Regions from separate parts of the Homo sapiens genome. Here region 1 is linked to region 2. A link is an interaction called in ENCODE POLR2A ChIA-PET data of the cell type or tissue named here. Cell type or tissue: Panc1. All regions are shown on one strand. Links, peaks and the distances in the headings refer to the core of each region. The heading gives the core; the rest is flanking DNA. Region 1 has its middle 41 kb from the start of LGR5. Region 2 overlaps TBC1D15 (TBC1 domain family member 15).

What was found. ChIA-PET counts read pairs that join two places held together with the same protein. Peaks named below come from ENCODE experiments on the same cell type or tissue, not always from the same donor. Only the 100,000 strongest peaks of a DNase experiment are listed, where the experiment ranks them.
Region 1: POLR2A ChIA-PET joins it to region 2 with 8 read pairs; 2 of 35 experiments call an interaction of 5 or more read pairs at or near these places.

Annotation. Positions count from the first base shown.
Region 1 is chr12:71,394,451-71,402,793 of GRCh38, forward strand. No RefSeq gene overlaps it. Among named protein-coding and RNA genes, the nearest start is that of LGR5, 41 kb to the right of the region's middle. In Panc1, for the core only: CTCF peaks have their summits at 3,442 and 3,645; no DNase peak of the experiment used is centred there; H3K27ac peaks cover 6,283 bases.
Region 2 is chr12:71,846,499-71,854,841 of GRCh38, forward strand. The region is part of intron 1 of TBC1D15 (TBC1 domain family member 15); the gene reads left to right. It also overlaps the pseudogene MRS2P2. Among named protein-coding and RNA genes, the nearest start is that of TBC1D15, 11 kb to the left of the region's middle. In Panc1, for the core only: a CTCF peak has its summit at 282; no DNase peak of the experiment used is centred there.

The DNA.
Region 1 (8,343 bases), core at 10-8,009, 450 kb before region 2:
GGCTCTATCGCTTCAGTCAGGTCTCTGCTCAACTGTCTGTCACCTGTCAAAGAAGCAGTCTCTATTTCATCTACATTAGAACACCTATCATTCTATCCCTTCATCCTGCATATTTTTTCTTAAAGCATTTATTATTACCTTACATTATATTACACATTTGTTAACTTTTTATTATTTGTATCTTGCACTAGAAGATAAGCTTTGTGGTGGCACAAACTTGTTTTGTTTACTGATGTTTCCCCAGCTCCTAAAACAGTGCAGAGCACACATTAAGTACTCATAAGTTATAGTCAGAGAAATGAATTAATGCCTCCATATTTCACCTCTTAACTTCTGAGCATTGCCCACTGTTTTCCAGTTTGAAAACATAATCCATGCACTAATTAACTATTCTTAGATGCCGCATCACAATTTGTGGTTCTCCCTCTTTCACTTCAAGTACTGAAAGATACAGATCAATTGCTGGATGTTAAAGTGATCTAATGGTAGAAACTGTCTCTCAGCTATTTATAACCAGGCTACAATGCCTGAAATTCTATAGCAAGCCTCTATAAAATTTCTTCAGCTCTCACAGCTTGCTGTCACCACATTTAAAATTGCTTTATGGGATTGAAAGGTGGAGGCAATTTGTGGTCCTAAGTAAAACTACTTGCTTTCAGTTAGTTTGGCTGTGAAGCAAGAAGATGGTGAGTATCCAGGATGTCAGCTGTGATCAGCTTGTCTTACTATCTTCTGTTAAATATGGCACACAGGGCCGGGCGTGGTGGCTCACGCCTGTAATCCCAGCACTTTGGGAGGCCGAGGCGGGTGGATCATGAGGTCAGAAGATCGAGACCATCCTGGCTAACACGGTGAAACCCCATCTCTACTAGAAATACAAAAAATTAGCCTGGCATGGTGGCAGGCACCTGTAGTCCCAGCTACTCAGGAGGCTGAGGCAGGAGAATGGCATGAACCCGGGAGGCAGAGCTTGCAGTGAGCCGAGATCACGCCACTGCACTCCAGCCTGGGGGACAGAGCAAGATTCCGTCTCAAAAAAGAAAAAAAAAATGGCACACAGAAAATACTGAAGAAATGATTCTGTTGCAGGCCCAAGCCTCAGAACCATCTAATAAGGTGACATGAGTGTCTTACTGTAATTTAAGGTTGAATTAGGGCCTTTGGGCATCACAATACAGTCTAATTCAACCATCACAAGCATGTCTTTAGAAGGGAATATCCTTGCAGGTCTACAGAAAACAACTCACATTCTGCCCCACTGGGTTCCATAATGTAGGATATCACCTGCCACACTCATGACTCCGTTCATGTTTTCTTCCAGGAGTCATTGCCTCAACAGAACATTTCCTGGCTGCAAGCACATCCAATACAAGGCATAAAATAGCCAGTCCTGTATAAAACATATGAAATGGTAGTTCTTTTAAATACTACATTTTGAAGTCTGGAGTCAAGAAAAATGGGTCCTATATTCCCATCTTTTTGGAAACTATCGAGAATTGTTATTTTATACAGAAAAGGTAACTGACAATTACTGAGCCCTTACTGTGTGCCAGACACTTTATGAAGCCAGTGACTTCATTTGTTTTAATTCTTACAACATTGATCCTGTAAAATAGGTATCATCACTGCCATTTTGCAACTAGAAAACAGATTTAGTGATCTCAAGAGGCCTGCCCTCCTAACCTCCTAATCTCCCAGTCTTCTCCAATCAGTTAATGTCACCACCAGCCTTTCAAATGCTCAAGCTATAAATCTAAGTGTCATCCTTAACACTTAGACACGTCTTCATCTTCACTGCTCCTACCAGTTCAAATAACTATCATTATTACCTGGGCTACTGCAATAGCCTCCTAATTCATCTCTCTGCTTTTATACTTGCCCACTCCATTCTCTAAGCCCAGCAGCCAGAATGATTTTTGTAAAACATAAACCATAAAACAAACTGACTTAAACACTTCCATGATTCCCCACCATACTTACAATATAATTCAAACTATTTTACCCTGCATACGAAACTCTGGATGATCTGCTAAGAACCCTAACTTCATGCTCTTATCTTTCCTCTCTCCAATAATCAGAACTTATTTCTGTTCCTGGAACACACTAAGCTTGTTCCTACTTTAAGGCTCCTGCTCTGGAACTATCTTCACACAGATCTTCACAAAGAAGTTTGTGGTCATTCAGTTCTCAGCTGCTATGTCACCTCCTTAGATGGATCTTTTCTCTTGACAACCTAAAGCAGCCCCCCATCATCACACCCTGTAGTATCACCCAGTTTTATTTCTCCATAGTACTAACTGCTGTCTGCTAATTTCTCTTTTTTAAGAGAAAAAAAGTTTTTTTATTTCTTTCTTTCCGTCTCCTCCCACAAAAATGCATGCTATAAGATACCTTGCCTGTCACATATAGCACTGTGATTCCAGCACTTAAAACAGTGTCTGGGACATTATAAGTAATTGATAAATGCCTAAGTATACACTGTTAATTCCCAGATCAAGGTTAAAATTCAGGTATCCATCCACAAATTTTTTCTACTATATTTTGACTTCTCCATGACTTTATCTTAGAATATTATACATTGTAAAATTTACTATTCACTTTACATATACTGATCTCTATTCACTTTACATATACTGATCTCTATTCACTTTACATACACTGAACTCTATCTCCTTTAAATTATAATTATCTTTATCCTTCAAGGCCTGTTTTACTTTCACTATGGCACTTTTCTTCATACCCCAATCAAGTTTAATCACTCCTTTCTCAATATTAGTATAAAATCTTTATTATATTTTATTTTTGAAACTTAGATTACCTTGGGTTTTTAAATCTACCTCTCCAGCTAGACTATAAGTTCTTTGAAGATAAAGATCATGTCAACTCTTTTTCATTTTTCCCAATGCCCATCAGACATAGAAGGCATTGAGCATAGAATTTAGTCAATAAATTCTTGCTGAATTAAGTTATTTTTTTCTCTATGCAAAGATTTTGTTGATTTTCAGAGATATAAGTCTCTCACAATACAATAAAAATCACTCAAGGAGACAAAACAACCTGTTTATTGACAATAAAGATAATTCCAGGGAATTTATTGGAATGACTAAGGTTCAAGGCAGTATTCCACACATTCTAGAATGAATTCCATGAAGAGTAAATTGCATCTCACTGACTCAGAACCTATAAATATTTTTCAAGTAATATTGACACAGGATGTTGAATTCCAAACAACTTTTTAAAACCACTAATCATTCACATTTCCCCTCAAATGTCACACAGTATAAAACTAATGGATCTTTTGTGACTTGATGACATTTGTCTCCATTTTTAAAGGTATTATAATGGAAATGTGGCCTTCTATCATCCTGCTACAGTTGGTATAAATCCACTAGATACTTTTAAAAAATATTTTGGGAACACACAGTCATGCAAACCAATGTCTGCCTGTCCCAGCAGGGGATAGTAAAAGACTTTACAAACACCAGATGGGATTTAACAGCGTTAATAAAACATTAAATGCTCCAAAAGTGCTAAGTCACTTTGTGAACAACTCAAAAAAAATATATTTGATTTCCATTATACATATTTTTCTTTCCTAAGAAATTCTAAAATTTTCCAGTAAAAGTTTTATCATAGTCCTCTGACAGTTAATTTCTCTTAATGTTAAACTATAATTATCTACCGTTTGGATACTATGCATAGATTAGTATTTGTGGTTTTGTTAACAACTTTATAATTTTACCATAAATATAGAACATATCAAGTTCTCAATGAATTTCAACATGTTTAATGCCTGCTTCACCAGAAATCCAAAGCAGAAATATTTTTGTCCAATGTGACTTATTTTTGTTATACCTAACTATGTATGAGTTGACATTTTCATAAATATTTTATAAAATAGTAATTGGTAATCAATATGATCTAGAAATACATTATTCTCCAATTTATTTTAAAAAAATAATATTCTTGGAATCTTCTGGGAATATAAGATTGTAATCATAAAATAAAATCAATTTTCTATTCAAAGTGACTAGAAGCACAGATAATCCCCCCAGAAAAAAAAATATATATATATATATATCACACACCCAATTGGATTTTATTGAATGTTTTGCTCGAGTAGCAAGCTTCCAGACTGGAAACAAGAAAAGGCAGAATATCTACAAATGTTATTTTTTTTTTTTTTTAGAGACGGAGTCTCGCTCTTTCACCCAGGCTGGAGGGCAGCTGTGCGATCTCGGCTCACTGCAAGCTCTGCCTCCCGGGTTCACGCCATTCTCCTGCCTCAGCCTCCCGAGTAGCTGGGACTACAGGCGCCCGCCACCACGCCTGGCTAATTTTTCGGTATTTTTAGTAGTGACGGGGTTTCACCGTGTTAGCCAGGATGGTCTCAATCTCTTGACCTCGTGATCCGCCCGCCTCGGCCTCCCAAAGCAAATGTTCTTTACTATTGTTTTACTTTACTGTGATTAGAAAATGGCTTGCTTTGCCTAAGTACATGTCAACTCTCAGTAAATGGTTTCAATTCATAAGAAAGCAATTGAAAGTCATTCTAAAATTAAATTTTAGCTGCATTTAATATAGTAAGTATATAATCCACAAACAAACAATAAAGCAACTGAAGAAAAAAAGTATTCATTTGGCCTAGCCATGTCTGTGAGTAGATATGCTATTTTACTATCCTCTGAACCATGTCACTTATCTCAGATAAGGAAACAATTCAGTGCAAGAAAATGCTATCACAGAAATCAGTGCAGCTGGAGTAAAATACCTGTGAGCTCACTTGATGACAGTCCACAAACCAAAGAGGGTTCATGGGTTTGCTCAAAGATGGGGTCAGGGAAGGGTCTCTGTTTTAGTACATTTAATCTCAAAGAGAGTGAAAGTCACAAAAAACAAATCTAATTACGTCACTCTCCTGCTTAAACTCTTCATTACCCTCCCTCTGATCTCAGGAGAAAGTCCAAAATCCCAAAATGCCATCCAAAACGCTTTATGAGCTGGGTTTGCTGAGTTCTCTGGCATCAACTCTCAACATGCCCCCACTCCCTTCACAGCTGTGCAGCAAAATGCAATTCCCCAAGAACACTCTACTCCTTCAAACTGGAACACTCTTCCCTCACTTTCTCAGGACTTACTCCCATCTGTAACTCAAGCTACCACTTAAAGGGCAGCTTCTCCAGAAAGTCCTGCATTTCCAAAGTCCCGTGAGAACAGAAAGTCCTCCTGCAAGTGCTCTGAGCACCGTTCAATATATCCTATTAATCATACTGTATTGCAGGGTGGTTCGTCTGTCTCTGCCACTGGATAGCATTATTTTATCCTCACAAAACCCAATGAGATAGGTCTTATTATGCCATTATATAGATTAATAAACCAAGATTCAGAGAGAAACTTACTTAAGGTCACATAGTTAATTGGAGGTGGAAGAAGAAATAAATAAAATCCTGTAGCTTCTTTTAACCATCACACTATGCAGCCATTGAGGATGAAAGCATTAATTCAAACCATTATGAACTGTTGCTATATTAACTTAGATTTTATATATATTATATGTATAAACGATATACATATGTACATATAATGCTTAGTGTATAACCTACCTGTAACACATACTATGTGCTCAATAAACATTAGTCATCATCATTATTATTATTATCATTAGCATTATTAATGATTGGTCAGAATTTATCTCTTTCCAGGCAAAACTCCAGGAAAACAGCCAAGCCCAGGACCTTTCCAAACAATGAGAACAATCACAGGTAGTAGTTTTCTCAAACTACATCCCCTGCTTTCTTTCCTCAGAAGTTTTTAATACCAACCTGTATTAAGCTTCCAAAACAGACAAAATAGAATTGCTCTCAAAGGAAATTCCTTTTCACCTCCATCCACCTGCAATTATTCCTTGGTGATTGAGGGCTACATTAAAGAGTCTAAAGAGTATACATTTTACATCTTTGGTGCTGTCATTCTATCACTGCTTTTGCACGATATCCATCTTTATCCTTTTGGCTTGACTTAGGCCCATTATACGTGAGGCCCCATTAAACGAGTGAATTTTTACAAAACTCTTTATTTCTTTAGGGATGTGAAAATGAGTCTTATACCAATGGCAGCAGCATCTATTTGAAGACAATCTGATTTTGCAGGGACTTAAATGGAAAACAATGAAAACAGGAACTGTCTGCTATTAGATATGTTTCCTGAAACCCAAGCTGAGTAAATTAAGTCTCTTGGTTTTGTTGTTGTTCTCACCTCAGAGAGTCCTGCTTAAATCAACAGGGTTTTGAGAGTACAGATCAATAGTAAGACTTTGCATTTTTGCAGAAGAACAAAGCTTTCTGGGGAAAGAATCAGCCAATGAACAGCAATTAGTGTCTTAATTGCAAATACACTTAAAGCTCTGAAGAATTGTGTTAGTTCATTGAATTATTGAATCTGGGATTTGTTCCTCCACATTGAAAACTAAGTGCACAATTTAACATACTTGGCAACTTTTTTAAAGCACAGTCCAAACTTTGAAATGCTTCTTGCATTACAGATCCAAATAGCCCTCATGAAATAATAAAATAAAATCTTTGGTTATCATTTTATTCACAGTAGCATATTGGATTTGCAGTTAATAATTTTCAATTTCCCAAGAGTAAATTTAGCCATAAAAAATTAGTTTATAAATGACCATACAATGTTTTCAATCAACTTCCATATTAGAGATTCAGCTTCTTAATTTAGAGTTCACTCTCATTTTAAATTTATGGATGAAAGAATGAAGAGCTGAAACTTCACGTCTGTGGAGTAGACACTAGACATTGAATCCAATTAGAGCTCCTAGGTGTAGGAAGAGTTGTACTCAACATCGTAAGCACAGGGCCGAGAATTTGGGGATGTGGGAAGCCAACAGAAAGGAATAGAGCACCTAATGAAATAGTCCAGCAGAAGGGCAGAACATAAGGAGAAATCTCTGTTCATTCCACATAATTCTTTATCTGACCTCACCCCCACATTGCAGCAAGTACTACAGATGAGGTAGAGACTCCTCAGCCATAAGGAATGAACCCCAAGGCACTAGGTTCTCTCCACCTACTCTGTCTTCATAGTCACAAAGATTTTGACAGAGCTCCAAATCTGGGAGAAGATTTTGAACTATTCACAGATCTCACCGCTCCTAAAAACTTCAGAAGAGACCTCAGAGCTCCCCTCAGTGCTGTCCCCTCTACCCATTCCAGCTAGAGGAAGGACCATCACACTCTCTGACCTTCCCTGTACAAAATTCTCAGGGCTTTCATAAATACAGTTCCAATGTGCTCACAGCTGAGCTCGAGAGTCTTTATATATGGCATTGTTCTCTGAGTATCATTTTCTGCTTCTGTTGTACCACATCTTAAAACTAATTTTCTCCTAAATTCTATTAGTATAATATTTTCTAAACTGTGAAGAAAAAGTCATTGGCCATTTTAATGGTGATATCATAGTGATTTATATTCATTTTTTCAAGCTTTCTGAGAAGAATGGAAGTAGAATTTTTTTAAAGTAAAAACAAAAAATTTCAGAATGCATAAAGGGAGAACTACATAAATAATCCTTCATGTCCAATGTAGTGCTTTTTAACACTGGGTCCATGAATTGTTATGGTTATCAATGTGTCAGCATATGTCTACTCAGAATGTGTCCATATACATCTACTTATGGAAATTTCGGGTGTATACATATATGAGAATTTTATGTAGGCATCATCGCTTTTATAATATTTTAAATAGGGAAAATGCATCAAAAAAAGTTTTAGGGGAGATAAATTAATAAAAAGTTCAAAATTTTTATCTCACCTTACTATTCAGCCTTTTAATGCCATGAACTTTTTTGGCAGGGGTCAGCCCTTTGCTTCTGAAGATAGAGATATAGATGCAGTATTCTGTATATGTAGACACAGATATAATAGCAGTCATTTTGATTGTCTTTTCTTTTTCTCTTTCTGCTTCTTAAAAAGGCCCCTGTGTTAGTGAGGAACCCATCTTCTTTCAGGAGCTATCTCAACAACTACAGACTTATTCATTGTTCCCCTGCCAGGTTCAGAGAGCTAACAAGGAATGAGGTAGACTCACAATAACAGCCAACCTTTACAGAGAGCTCCCTATATATACACCTGGCACTGTGCAAAACACTTTGCCTCTTCTAGTCTTTATAACAATCCCATTAGATTACTACCTTTATTATTCTCATTTTACACATAAGACTTAAAAAACTAAGTCCTTGCCAGAGTGACATCAGCAAGATGGTGGAATAAGGCTTTCCAGCACACACCTTCTCCTAAAATCATCAATTAGAACAATTATCTATGCACAAAAA
Region 2 (8,343 bases), core at 279-8,278:
AGTTTGTTGAATTGAATTTTATACAGTCAGTTTAGCACCACCAAGTGGCAAGTCTTTGAATGCTCTTGATATATTTTGCTTCCTATGAACACCTGATTCCCAGCTAAGTGAGGGTATGATTGTTAATTTTTTTTTGAGGCAGGACTAATTTCTTTCTTTTTAGTGAGAATGTCCTCATGTATGTATGTATTTATTTTTAATTAGGTTTTTACTGTTTACAACAATGGACTTTCTATGTAAATTATTTTTTATACAGCTTTTTTTTTTTTTTTTTTTGCCCTGAGACATGGCCTTGGTCCGTGGCCCAGGCTAGAGTGTAGTGTGTGATCTCGGCTTACTGCAGCCTCCGCCTCCTGGGCTCTAGTGATCCTCCCACTTCAGCCTCCTGAGTAGCTGGGACTAAAGGCATGCACCATCACACCCAGCTAGTTTTTGTATTTTTTGTAGAGATGGAGTGTTGCCGTGTTGCTCCGTCTGCTTAGAACTCTTGGCCTCAAGTGATCCGCTCACCTTGGCCTCCTAAAGTTCTGGGATTACAGGTGAGGCACTGTACCTGGCCTATACAGCTATTTTTGAGATACAATTGATATGATAGACCACATGTATTTAGAGTATACAACTTTGACATTTGTGTACACCATGAACCCATGAACACAATTAAGATAATGATGTTTTCACCACCTCTGTTAGTTTTCTCGTGACTCACTGTACCATCACTCCATGTGTCCTCAGGCAACCACTGAGCATTTTTTGGTCACTATAAATTAGTTTTAATTTTCTAGAACTTTATATAAATGGAATTATATAGTATATACTCTGTTTTTGTATGGCTTTCTTTATTCAGGATAATTATTTTGAAATTCATGGTGTTGTATGTATCATTAGTTTTTTTTTTATTTCCAAATAATATCCATTGGGCCAGGCACGGTGGCTCACGCCTGTAATCCCAGCACTTTGAGAGGCTGAGGCGGGTGGATCACGAGGTAAGGAGTTCGAGACCAGCCTGACCAACATAGTGAAACCTTGTCTCTACTAAAAATACAAAAATTAGCTGGGTGTGGTGGTATGTGCCTGTAATTCCAGCTACTCGGGAGGCTGAGGCAGGAGAATTGCTTGAACATGGGAGGCAGAGGTTGCAGTGAGCCGAGATTGTGCCACTGCTCTCCAGCCTGGGTGACAGAGCGAGACTGTCTCGAAAAAAAAACCCCACAAATAATATTCATTGTATGGGTATACCACATTTTGTTTATCTAGTCATGTGTTTGATAGACATTTGGGTTATTTCCACTTTGACTGTTACAAATAAAGCTGCTCTTAGGCCAGGTGCCGTGGCTCACACCTGTAATCCCAGCACTTTGGGAGGCCGAGGTGGGTGGATCACCTGAGGCCAGGAGTTCAAGACCAGCCTGACCAACATGGAGAAACCCTGTCTCTACTAAAAATACAAAACTAGCTGGGCATGGTGGTGCATGCCTGTAATCCCAGCTACTCGGGAGGCTGAGACAGGAGAATCGCTTGAATTCAGGAGGCAGAGGTTGCGGTGAGCCAAGATCTTGCCACTGCACGCCAGCCTGGGCAACAAGAGCGAAACTCTGTCTCGAAAAAATAATAAAACAAACAAATAAATAAAATAAATTAAAGCTGCTCTGAGCATTGGTATATGTGTTTTATGAAAATATGCTTTCATTTTTCTTGATTGGATACCTGGGAATGGGGTGGCTGGATCATATATATTAGTTGTGTGTGTAGCATTTTAACACACTGCCAAATTGTTTTCCAAAGTAGGTGTAGTGTTTTATATTTCCACTGGCAGTGTATGAAAGTTCCAGTTGCTTCATATTTTTGCCCATATTTAATGTCAGTCATTTTAATTTTAGCCATTCTAATAGGTGTGTAATAGTGTTTCATTATGGTTTCAGTTTACATTTCTGTAATGACTAATGGTGTTGAGTATTTTTCCATGTGCTTATTTGCTGTCCTTGTATCTTCTTTGATGAAGTGTCTGTTTAAATCTTCTGCTTATTTTTTTTCAAACTGTGTTTTTTTGTCACTGAGTTTTTAGTGTTCTTTTTATGTCCTGGATTTTATATTCTGGATACAAATCCTTTTAATACAAGTTCATTTGGGTCTTTTTAAAAAAATTATTTATTTTTATTCATCTTATATAAAAGGGGGGCCAAATCTAAGAAAATAATGTTATGTCAAAGTTTGTTTTTTAAAGCATAAACTTTCAGAGTTTGTTTTAAGGTTAATACATAGAGTGCTAGCTTTTTAGTCACCTGAGAATCAGGAAATTCACTTGGACGTAATTCCCTGTGGTAACAAAGAACTATGGCTTCCTATGGGTTTGTCAAGCTCCTAGGCTTCATTCAGCCTGAAATTATACTTTTCTTGTTATGTATAAATTAAATAAAATCTATACAACTGTCTGTTCTTCTGTTGCCTCACATCATGTCTATAAAAACAGCATTTAAAGTTTGCAGGAAATAGAATTTTGGCCTGTTACAAAGCAAACACTTTGTTTCTTTAACTCAGAATTCTGGAAATGCAATCAAGTTCTAGTATTGTGACTGCCAAAATATTTTGTCATCAGATATTAATTTTTTTCAAGTGTCTGACTCCATACAAGAAAATAATAAAAGTATCAGAAGTTAACTGTGATTATAAAAAAAAAAAAAAACAAAAAAAAAACAAAAAACTTCAGTGTCCATAGGGTTGTTCCTCATGGTTTGTTAGGATACTCCTGCCTGATCCAAGTGCATCAGGTCTGAGACTGTTCTTTGTTCCACGCTTCTATCTGCCAGAAGAATCTTTTTAGGTAAGGAGGCTATCATAGGAGGCAATGGAGCTTCTAGCTGTTGTCCAAGGAATGAAAGCAGGCGCCTCCAGCTGAGCCACTTCCCATGAACATAATTCCTGTAATCAGTCAAAACACTCCATGGGCCTCTTCAAGGGAAGATTCCAAACTCATTCCAAAAGCAACTTCCATTACTCCAAAGAGCGAAAGAGAGAAGGTTCTTATGGTCAGCTGTAGATTCAACTTCATTATCACGTTACAGTGGCTGTCCAGATTGATGAAAATAATACTTTGTGAATCATCAGTCAGTACCGTAAGCTCCTAAGCTGCATTGGAGACATCGTCAGCTAGTCGGTAGTAGTTTTCCATCAGCAACTCTATCTCCTCTGCATGGTCAGTCCCAGTACTGCTCTTTTCAAAGACTCGGGGGTCACTCCATTTTGATAGAGCTCTTCTAGCAACTCTTTCTCATCCAGGATCTCCAAAATTGACTCTGAAAATTTTAATATCTGTTTCTAACTCTAATAGACTTTTGCCATTCTGTAGTAAAATGTGGAGTTTGCTTCTGTCTATAGAAGAATGTTTGGGGTCCACCAAAGCTTCCAGCGTCTTGAGGATCAGTGGCTGGAAAAGGCTAAGTTTCCCCTGAAGGGTGTTGATCCAGTATTGCAGGAGTGCTTCTATAGCTCTAAACTCAAAAAATTAAAGGGTTTCTAACAAGTTGACCCTCTCCAGACAATTGTGAAGAGAGTTCCCGGAACAGCCATCGCTGTGAGTTTAAATTATGATAATCTAATATCAGAAGACACTCTGGAGTTATCTCAGCTTTCAAATACTCCATTCTCATGATAATCATATTATTTCTGGCTGTGATACTCATTACATAGTGAAATCTCAAATCTCTGGCTTGAAGACCTAACTCTTGGTATAACTCAGTTTTCTTCCTTTCAAAAGAAGTAACATTTCTCTGTCAAATTTTGTCATGGTAAATACTGGGGCTATACTGGCTAGAGTGGTTTGAAAGACATCAGAAGTTCTAAACCAGTGCATTTCACCTGCCATGTGGAGCCGGCGGGGTTCGCACAGTGGGCCACCCAGCTCCTTCTGAGCAGGTTGGCTGCACAGCCACAGGCAGTCGCAGAGTTTTTGTTCTGTCGCCCAGGCTGAAGTGCAGTGATATGATCATAGCTCACTACAACCTTGAATTCCTGGGCTCAAGTGATCCTTCCACCTCAGCCTCCCAGGTAGCTAGGACTACAGGCATGTGCCACCATGCCTGGCTATTTTTTTTGTTTTGTGGACGTGGGGTCTAGCTGTGTTGCCGAGGCTGGTCTTGAACTCCTGCCCTCAAGGCGATCCTCCTACCTGGGCCTCTGTATTAGTTTTCACATTGCTATAAAGAAATAGCTGAGGCCGGGCGCAGTGGCTCACGCCTGTAATCCTAGCACTTTGGGAGACCGAGGTGGGTGGATCGTGAGGTCAGGAGATCGAGACCATCTTCGGCAACATGGTGAAACCCCGTCTCTACTAAAAATACAAAAATTAGCCAGGTGTTGTGGCGCGCGCCTATAGTCCCAACTACTTGGGAGGCTAAGGCAGGAGAATCGCTTGAACCCGGGAGGCAGAGCTTGTGGTGAGCCAAGATTGTGCCACTGCACTCAGCCTGGTGGCAGAGCAACACTCCATCTCAAAAAAAAAAAAAAAAAAAAAAAAGAAAGAAATACCTGAGACTTGGTAATTTATAGATAAAGAGGTTTAATTGGCTCATAGTTTTACAGGCTGTACAGGAAGCATGATGCTGGCATCTGCTCAGCTTCTGGGAGGCCTCAGGAAACTTACATTCATGGTGGAAGGCAAAGAACAAGCCAACACGTCACATAGAGCAGGAGGAAGGGGGAGGGGGAGGTGCTACACACTTTTAAACAACCAGATCTCATGAGAACTCACTATTGTGATGACAGCATCAAGAGTGGATGGTGTTAAACCGTGAGAAACCACCCCCACTATTACCTCCCCCCAGGCCCCACCTCCAACGTTGGGTATTGTAATTCAACATGAGATTTAGGTGGGGACACAGATCCAAACCATATCATTCCTCTTCTGGCCCCTCCCAAATCTCCATTTCCTTATCACATTTCAAAGTAGAATCATACTTTCCCAGTAGTCCCTCAAAGTCTTAACTCATTTCCGGCATTAAATCAGAAGTCCAAAGTCTCATCTGAGCCAAGGCTAGTCCTTTCCACCTGTGAGGCTGTAAAATGAAAAACAAGTTAGTTACTCCCAAGATTCAATGGGGTTATAGGCATTGGGTAAATACTCCCATTCCAAAAGGGAAAAATCGGCCAAAAGAAAGGGGCTGTAGGCACATGCAAGCCTGAAACCCAGCAGGGCAGTCATTAAATCTTAAAGCTCCAAAATAATCTCTTTTGACTTCATGTCCCACACCCAGGGCACACTGATGCAAGGGGTGGGCACCCAAGGCCTTGGACAGCTCTGCCCTGTGGCGTTGCAGGGCTCAGCCCCTGTGGCTGCTCTCAAGGGCTGGTATTGTGTGCCTGTGGCTTTTCCAGGCTGAGAGTGCAAGCTCTTGGTGGATTTATCATTCTGGGGCCTGAAGGACAGTGGCCCTCTTCTCACAGCTCCACTAGGCAGTGCTCTTGTGGAGGCACCGATACTACATTTCTCCTCCTCACTGCCCTATTAGAGGTTCTTCATGAGGACTCTGCCCCTGCATCAGGGTTCTGCTTTGACTACCAGGCTTTTCCATACATCCTCTGAATTCTAGGCAGAGACTCTCAAGCTTCAGCTGTTGCATTCTGTGCACCTGCAGGCTTAACATCATGTGGAAACTGCTATGGCTTATAGCTTGCACCTTGTGGGCCTCAAAAGGGCCCAGCAGCCTGAGCTTTACCTGGGCCCTTTTGAGTCACAGCTGGAGCTGGAGTGTCTGGGATGCAGGGAGCAGTGTCCTGAGGTTGTGCAGGGCAGCAGGGCCCTAGGCCTGGCCAAGGAAACCATTTTTCCCTCCTATGCGTTGGTCCTGTGATGGGAATGGCTGCTGCAAAGGTCTCTGAAATGCCTTCAAGGCCTTTTCCCCATTGTCTTGGCTATCAGCACTTGCCTTTCTGGTAGTTATGCAAATTTCTGCGGTGAGTTTGAATTCCTCTCCTGAAAATGGGCTTTTCTTTATTGCCACATGGCCAGGATGCAAATTTTCTAAACTTTTATGTCCTGCTTACCTTTTAAATATAAGTTCCAGTTTCAGGTCATTTCTTTGCGTATGCATATGAGCATAGGTTGTTAGAAACAGCCAGGCCACATCTTGAAGACTTTGCTGCTTAGAAATTTCTTCCACTGGATACCCTAAATCATCCATCTCAAGTTCCAAGTTCCACAGATCCCTAGAGCAGGGGCACAGTGCAGCCAGGCTGTTTGCTAAGACATAGCAAAAGTGACTTTTACTCCACTTCCCAGTAGTTCCTCATTTCCATCTGAGACCTCCTCAGCCTGGCCTTCACTCTCCGTATCACTGCCAGTATTTTGGTCACAACCGTTCAACCAGTCTCTAGGAAATTCCAAACTTTCCCTCATCTTCCTATCTTCTGAGCCCTCCACACTCTTCTGACCTCTGTCTGTTACCCACTTCCAAAGCTGCACCCACATTTTAAGGTGTTTTTATAGCAATGCCCATTTCTGATACCAATTTTCTGTATTAGTCAATACTCACTGCTATAAAGAAATATCTGAGACTGGGCAATTTATAGAGAAAAGAGGTTTAATTGGCTCACAGTTCTTCAAGTTGTAAAGGAAGTGTGGTGCTGGCATCTGCTCAGGTTCTAGGGAGGACTCAGGAAACTTACAATCATGGCGGAAGGCAAAGAGCGAGCCAACACTTCACATAGAGCAGGAGGAATAGAGAGAGGGGAGGTGCCACATACTTTTAAACAAAATCAGATCTCAGGAGAACTCACTATTGACATGACAGCACCAAGGGAGATGGTGCTAAACTGAGAAACTGCCCCCATAATTCCATTACCTCCCACCAGGCCCTGCCTCCAACATTGGGGATTACAATTTAACATCAAATTTGGGCAGGGACACAGATCCAAACCATACCACCCTCCCAGAGTGCTGGGATTACAGGCGTGAGCCACTGCACCTGGCCGAGTTGTGACTTTAGTGTCTTGAACATATGGGATAGACTTAAAATAATACTTTAATATCCTTCACTACTATTTGTGTTGTTTTGTGGTCAATTGTAATTGATTACTTTTTTTGTTATAGGTCATATTTTCCTGGCTCTTAGCATGCCTTAGTGGTAAATTTTTTACTGGATGTCAGATATGTTGAATTCTCTTTTTGGGTGCTAGATATTTTTGTGTTCTGTAAAATACTATTGAGTTTTGTGTTAGAAGGCACTTAAGTTGCTTGGAGTCAGTTGGGTACTTTTGGGTCTTGCTTTTAAACTTTGCTAAATGGTATCAGCACTGCATTTAGTATAGAACTAATTTTGCCTCACTGATGAGGCAAGGGAGTGCTTTGTGAATTATGAGATTTCCCACTCTGACTGGTGCAAACAGTTATGTGAGCCTGCAGATAGTTTCTTCTAATAGTTTCCCTCTCGCCTTGAAGAGTTTACTGACAAACATGCACTGTTCCATACTCTGCTGAATACTCGAGGAAGACTGCAGATTTCTTGAGTTCCCTGTGTGTTCTTCTCTTTTCTCTGGTACTTTCTCCTGTGAACTCTAGCTGTATTGGCATCCCCTATTTCCCACATCTCTCTCCTCACTGGACACCTTCTGAGTTTTCTCTCCCTTTCCCATAGCTGGGAACACACAACATAAAGCTAGACAATTGTATTGCTCACTTCATTTGGTTCCTTTCTCTCAATAGTCACTATCCTTCATTGTTTGCTGGGGAGTATCATGAAAACTATTGTTTCACAGATTGGTCAGTATTTTTAGTTTAGTTTATTATTATTATTATTTTTCTGGTGGGAGGTTAAATCCAGCCTGTCATTCCATCTTGGCCAGAAGTGGAAGTTTTTATATAGGGTTTCTTTTTCCTTTCTGTTTTTGGTGGAATTAATACCTATCTCTTCTGTACATCTTTTTTCCCCTTCAATCGTAGGCTGAATGTTTGTGTTCCAAATTTGTTCTCTTTGTTGTTATGAACTCTTAAGATGGTTTTTTCTCCCAAGATTTTACCATTTCCTTCTTGTTGGCCTGCATTAATTCTCTTTTCTGTTCTGTACCTTCTGACAGGCGACATTATCAGCAAGATATTCAAGAATTTTAACAGATGGTATGTATTTAGAGAATGTGCCAGTAGATGTTTGGATAGCTGAAGGTCATCATCATATACATAGAGTGGTTTTATACCAGTTTGTAATTTGTATTAAAGTGTCTTTTTTCTTCCTTCTCATTGATAGTCTGTATAATCTTCCAAAACAATTGCATTCCTCTCCCCCCCACCTTCTTTTGCAGATTCGCTTGGTGACAGGTGGTGCTACTTCCTCAAATCTTTGATCTGTTCTTCCCTTT